Linked DNA regions of Homo sapiens: region 1 is linked to region 2. A link is a contact called in ENCODE Hi-C or POLR2A ChIA-PET data. All regions are on one chromosome and are shown on one strand. Each heading gives the region's core, a stretch centred on a gene start or an enhancer-like site at or near the end of the contact. The rest is flanking DNA. Distances are from core to core; before and after follow the strand shown. Region 1 has its middle 19 kb from the start of ANXA1. Region 2 overlaps CEMIP2 (cell migration inducing hyaluronidase 2).

Evidence for each region. A loop is a pair of places that touch in the nucleus more often than their neighbours do. ChIA-PET counts read pairs that join two places held with the same protein, here RNA polymerase II (POLR2A). Pooled maps may share reads with other maps.
Region 1: a loop to region 2 is called in a pooled map, with 2.0 times the contacts of the local background. The contact joins two enhancer-like sites. A Hi-C loop is called at or near these places in 1 of 50 pooled maps. POLR2A ChIA-PET finds 5 or more read pairs at or near these places in 3 of 52 experiments (CD4-positive, alpha-beta T cell, GM12878 and T-cell).

Annotation. Positions count from the first base shown.
Region 1 is chr9:73,131,041-73,134,194 of GRCh38, reverse strand. No RefSeq gene overlaps it. Among named protein-coding and RNA genes, the nearest start is that of ANXA1, 19 kb to the left of the region's middle. RefSeq lists an enhancer at 1,404-1,823. Within about 2 kb of position 1,719, at least 38 of the 41 ENCODE cell types and tissues checked have a DNase peak (open chromatin) inside an H3K27ac peak, as active enhancers do.
Region 2 is chr9:71,684,185-71,687,183 of GRCh38, reverse strand. CEMIP2 (cell migration inducing hyaluronidase 2) reads left to right here. Exons shown (of 24, transcript NM_013390.3): 23 at 1,338-1,441; 24 at 1,791-2,999. The coding sequence ends at 1,987. Among named protein-coding and RNA genes, the nearest start is that of CEMIP2, 83 kb to the left of the region's middle. Within about 2 kb of position 1,648, at least 4 of the 41 ENCODE cell types and tissues checked have a DNase peak (open chromatin) inside an H3K27ac peak, as active enhancers do.

The DNA.
Region 1 (3,154 bases), core at 470-2,969, 1.4 Mb before region 2:
ACTGGCTCATCAGGGTGGGGCCATAATAGTCAACCAAGGAAAACACTACGTCACATGGAAAATGCAAACATCAAGCCAGTTGTTGGCCAGAGTTCTGAACATCTTACTGAGAAAGAAATGTCCTGGCTCACTGTGGTGTGTACAGTGTGAATGAAAATGTTCAGCAAGGGAGCTAATTTGCATTGGCACTATGTCAGTTTCATATATTGGGGACAGAATTTTAAATATAGAGGCTACTCTATTCCTTTACTGGTTTGTTTACAGGATTAGGTATACAAAAGAATTCATTCATCCAGTAACTTTACCTGAGTTTGTGTAATGAAACCTTGAATCATCAAGTTTTTTTAAAATTAAACTTAACAAAACTTTCATTGAAAATGAAAATTAAGGCCAGGCGCAGTGGCTCACACCTGTAATCCCAGCATTTAGGGAGGCCAAGGTCACAAGTTTGAGACTAGCCTGGCAACATGGTGAAACCCTGTCTCTACTAAAAGTACAAAAATTAGCTGGGCGTGGTGGCAGGTGCCTGTAATACCAGCTACTCAGAAGGCTGAGGCAGAAGAATCACTTGAACCCAGGAGGTGGAGGTTGCTATGAGTTGAGACCGCACCAATGCACTCCAGAGCCTGGGCGACAGAACAAGGCTCTGTCACAAAAAAAAAAAAAAAAAAAAAAAAAAAACCAAAAAAAACCCAAAAAAAACTAAAAGTAGTAAAAAAAAACAAAAAAAAAACTTTAACAAAAATAAACCTTATAATTCAATTTTACAGAATCAATCATTACAAAGTAAATCTATAGGTTACAGAATAAAACAATGGCATTAGGTGACAATTTGAAGCTAGAATTGATGAAACTGCTGCCAGTGAGTACCCATCTATTTCACCGTGTCATTTTCCTACACTTCTGTACCCTTGAAGTGAAGATAAACTGTTAATTTACACTGTCAGGGTGAGGGATGCCCCCTCTGAAGACATTAGCTGTCAATTTAGGAACAAAAGGAGAGGCAGATTTGGGTTGTTTTATTTATTTATTTATTTATTTATTTATTTTTATGACTCAGCTTCCAAGTTTAACTCTTCCCTTTTGGCATAGTGAATTTGGGGTCCTGAGCTTTTCTTTTCCTTTCACAACAGTAAGGAAAAATTTTTTAAAGATAAAAGTGTGTCCTGAAATCAGACAAGTTTAGGTTTTCTTTTGGAAATGATTCTTTCACCATTTTTCATGTTTTATGATGAAAGTGAAGTTATTTTGGAAAAGAAATACATTATTTTTTGTATTCTTTGAAGTTCTCTGAACGTGTTTCTATATTTTTAAAGGCACCTGATCAAATTTCTCTAAGAGTTTGGCCCATAAGGAAAACAGATTAGTAGAAACCTTATGAAGCTGAAGGAAAACAAGTGAATTATTTATTATTCCACTTTTTCTAATTTCGTTGTATGTTCAGAACCACCACAATGCTTATCGTGTTATTATCAGAAGACTATACGTCATAAAACAGAAATGAAAGGACCGTTCTTATGAAAAACACTGAAGAAAGAGAAGAGGGACGTTAGAAAACATTGCCAAAGATGTGGGAGGGCCAGAAATATTACAAATACTAAAAACGGATGAGGAGAGAAGGTAACAGCATGGGCTTCTGCAGCTGTAGCGTTTAATGCTGGAAACTCCAGGCGCTCCGAAGCCCCACGGCTGAGCCTGTCTCAGCATGTTTCTCTTTTGAGTCTGTGTGCTGGCAAGGCATTTCCTCGGCTGGTTGCTATAGAAATAATTATACTACACAACTTTGAGAAGCAGAAGCAGACGGAAGTTACAGCAGAAACACTGTCATCTTGGTGTTGTTCTAATAGCCTTAGGATTCGAAAATGAGGCAAAATTAAAAACAAAAAGCACCATTATTTAAATTGAAAATTTAGAAATGTGGGTTATTGTTCAAGTATTCAAAGTCAGCACTACAGAACAGTTAAGTGAGTGTTCTTACACCGAAGTCCTCAGAGCCACTTGGCAAATGCTAGAGAAAACAGGAAGTAAGGACCTCTGTCAAGCAGAAGAATGTCTGATTTTAATCAGGAAATTGAGGATAAGTTTATTTTTGAAGGGATGATATCATCCGGTGAATGGCCTCTTTTGTTTGTAGTATATGCTGGAATGTCACCACCTTGGGAAAAAGTATTCAAAAATTCATAGCCTTTTTTTTTTACTAACACCATATTCACTTTGATTCTTTCTTTTAAATTTTATTTCTTGTGAGATTTATCAACTATGTGTGATTGCATATGCATATTTGTATGTGCAGATATAGACATATAGATATGTCTTTCAATTTTCTCTGTTCTCTTCCGTCTATTTTTTGATCTTTCTCGTTCCCGGTACCACAGTATCTTAATTTCTAAAGTTTTGTAATGAATTTTGATGTCTGAAAGGGCAATCCCAACATCCTTTTCTTCATGTCGCCAAGAAGCTAACAATTTTCCATTAGGAAACAGCCAGCCACATTTCCCAGTTTTGGCATGGTAACATACTGAAGACTCCTGTGATAGTAATTGTAGCTTTTTAGTCATTACAAAGTAAAAGATGACAGAGTTAAGAAAGGACTTAAACTGCAAGACCATTCATTAGTTCTACAATGGGTATCAATTTTCATTTGACTCATCTGATGTTGACTACTTAGAATTCCAGCTTTTAAACAAAAGCTAAGTTTAATCTGTCTATCTACCCAAGTTAATCATTCTGTATTAAGTATTCCTGTCTATTTTAGTTTATCTCAAGGATTTCAAATAATTCAACCAATTAACAATCTAGGATAAAGGGATAACTATAATAATATTTGCATTTTGAGAATCAATAATAATTGATTCTCGAAGGTCTACTTCAAGTTTAATAAATGGAATAAATTAAATATATCAAATGGACAATTCCAAAAAACTTTTATTTACATAAAAATTTTAACAACCATTCAAAACTGAATATAGTAAATGTTAAATGAACAAGATAGCTGTTTGGAGAACGTGATTTCTACTAAGAGATAGAGGTCATCGAGAAAGGTTACTGTAAGCCTTAAAACATGAAATAGCACTCACATAGAGAAGGTGCCAAAGGGTATTCCAGAGACGAGAAGCATCATTACCCAAGATAAAGAGACTAGAATATGCATAGT
Region 2 (2,999 bases), core at 399-2,898:
TGGAAGAATAAATGAGAAAGTAGTAAAATATAAACAAATTACAGTAATACAAGGGCTTGTTTTTATCAAATATTAAAATGGACCGTGAAGCCATAGGCCAGCATAGTTTTGGCAGAGAAGAGCAAGATCAGAGAAGAACGGAGAATCCACAGATAGGTCCAAGTATGTATGTTGGCTTACTATGTGACAAAAATGGTAATTCAAACCATGGAAAACACATTTAGTCGTTTATTTATTTTTAGAATTGTGTTTATCCATTTATTTAATAAATAGATAATAGAACTTAAATAAATAGAGTATTTGAAACAAAACAAAACCATTCTCCCATGTTACAGTAGACTTACTCCCTGATAGACAATGGAGAAGGAAGGGTGAGGGGTGGATGACAGGAAATTACTGAATAGGCACAGTGTACATTATTTGGGTGATGGATACCCTAAGTGCCCTGACTTCACCACTATGCAATCCTATGTATGTAATGAAATTGCACTTGTGCCTCACAAATTTATACAAATTATAAACAACAACAACAACAATAGACTATTCCCTAAAAGAGCTGTGCCCCAGACCATCCACTAGGTCAGCAGTCCCCAGCCTTTTTGACATCAGGGACTGGTTTCATGGAAGATAATTTTTCCATGGACTGGAGGTGAAGGGGGATGGTTTCAGGATGATTGAAGCACATTACATTTACTGTGCACTTTTTTTCTATTATTATTACATTGCAATATATAATGAAATAATTACACAGCTCACCATAATGTAAAGTCAGTGGGAGCCCTGAGCTTGTTTTCCTGCAACTAGATGGTCCCATCTGGGGGTGATGATCAACAGATCATTGGGCATTAGATTCTCAGGAGCACACAACCTAGATCCCTCACATGTGCAGTTCCCAATAGGGTTCTGCTCCTATGAGAGTTGAATGCCACAGCTGACCTGACAGGAGGCGGAGCTCAGGCTGTAATGCAAGTGTTGTGGGGTGGCTGTAAATACAGATGAAGCTTCGCTCGCCTGCTCACCTCCTGCTGTGCAACTTGGTTCCTAATCTACTGGTACCCATCCATGGCCCAGGGGTTGGGAAGCCCTGCACTAGGTGAACGTACGTAAATGATTTGGTTTATGTATGCGTTACCCCTTGTAAGAGCAACGTGTGAAGCCCATGGTGGTGGGGTGGAAGAGTGGGAATTGGATGGAAAATCATCTAGACTTTTTTCTTTTTGGAGTTCTGCTTTTATCTAATATTTCTATTCAGCAGTCAGTTCAGAAAGATACTCAGTAGAAAGATACTCATGCTGAAGGATTGAAATTGGCTCTGACTTTCTAAATTTCACATACAGGTCCATTGTTCTGTTGAGCACAAGAGGAGAAATAAAGCAGTTAAACATTTCACACTTACTAGTACCTCTGGGATTAGCCAAACCAGCTCATCTTTATGACAAAGGTTTGTATTTGTATTATTTCATGAAGTTCTTACAGGGCCAGCAACATAGGTAATTTTATGGTGCAATTCAGCTACCAGACCATTTTCATGAGCTTGTTTGCTGGAGTGGGTATCATTAAGATGATTTCTAAATAAGGGCACAATGTGAGAGGAAGTGTGTTGGGATGTGGTTTGTTATCTGGGGCAAAAGGTGGGTGGTGAGAGTTCATTTGCTGATGTAAGGAAGTGCAGAGTTTTTTAATAGCTGCCTTTGTTTTGCTCACCTCCGACTCACCTCCTATATTCTCTTGCTGGAATGTAGCTATAAAAATTGATTTTTTTTCTTTTTCTTTTTTTTTTTTTTTTTTAGGGAGTACCATATTTTTGGGATTCAGTGGAAACTTTAAACCATCATGGACTAAGCTATTTACCAGTCCTGCTGGACAGGGCCTTGGGGTGCTTGAACAATTCATACCTTTGCAGCTGGACGAATATGGTTGTCCCAGAGCCACCACTGTCCGCAGAAGAGACCTGGAACTGCTAAAGCAAGCTTCAAAAGCACATTAGAGACTAACTGTAACTTAAGTGCTGGGGGAAAAAAAATGTGAACTAACTTATTTAATTTATGGCATTTTAAAATGACACTGTTAACCCAACGGAACCATTTTCCAGTTTGATACAGAATGGGGAGAAAAGAAAGCGTTTGAAATTATTGCTTGGATACCAGCTTCATGCACCTTCTAGTTGTACAAAATGTTAAAGACGTTGTTTGTATTTGTAAGGCTGGTGTATTCAGAGAGCAGATCTCTTATTCCTCACTTTCCACCCCCGTATTTTGTAATGACCATGAGCAATGTTTTTACTTTTTGTATAATGGGGTGGGGTGGAGTGGGGGCTTCTGAGAGTCAGCCTGAGGTCTTTAGAGGACCAGCTATTGTAGCACCTTGGATACTTGAAGTTTAATGCTCAGTTGGGTCGGGTGGCAGTTGACTTGGTGGCTGGCATGTTCAGCAGTGCCTGGGGCCCTGTTTCTGGGCAGCCTTTGAGGATTTTCTATGATATTGAATGACAGTTTTAAGTGGCAACTCAGGCCCAGCTCATGCCCTTTTTTGCCTGGACATGTGCTATTTTTATTCACTTATATATCAATTACTTGTAAGGGTTAAACTTTCAAACAGGAAGTATATTGGGACAAAAGGGCTCTTGGGGATTAGATATCCCTTTAATCTGTGACCATTGGGCAAAAAATTTTCCTGCAGCAAAAGTCTGAGGCTGTTGGGACCATTTTTGCAGCTTTAATCCTTAGCCTCTTTTGACTGTATATTTGTGTTTAAAATGCAGAGCTCAACTGAATATTTCCTTTTTTGTTTTGTTTTGTTTTGTTTTAAGAAGTAGGTTGTTTTCCTGAACCGTAAACTTGTATCATTTTAACTTGCACAAAGGAAGTCTGTTCTTGGTATTGCTCTTGCACTTGGGTTTTTTGTTATTGTTTTGTGTGGATTTTTTAAAGCTTTTCTGTTCACCCTCCTGCCAGGAAAATCCCAGAAAGCTTAATGATACCCCAAAATGATTACACCCA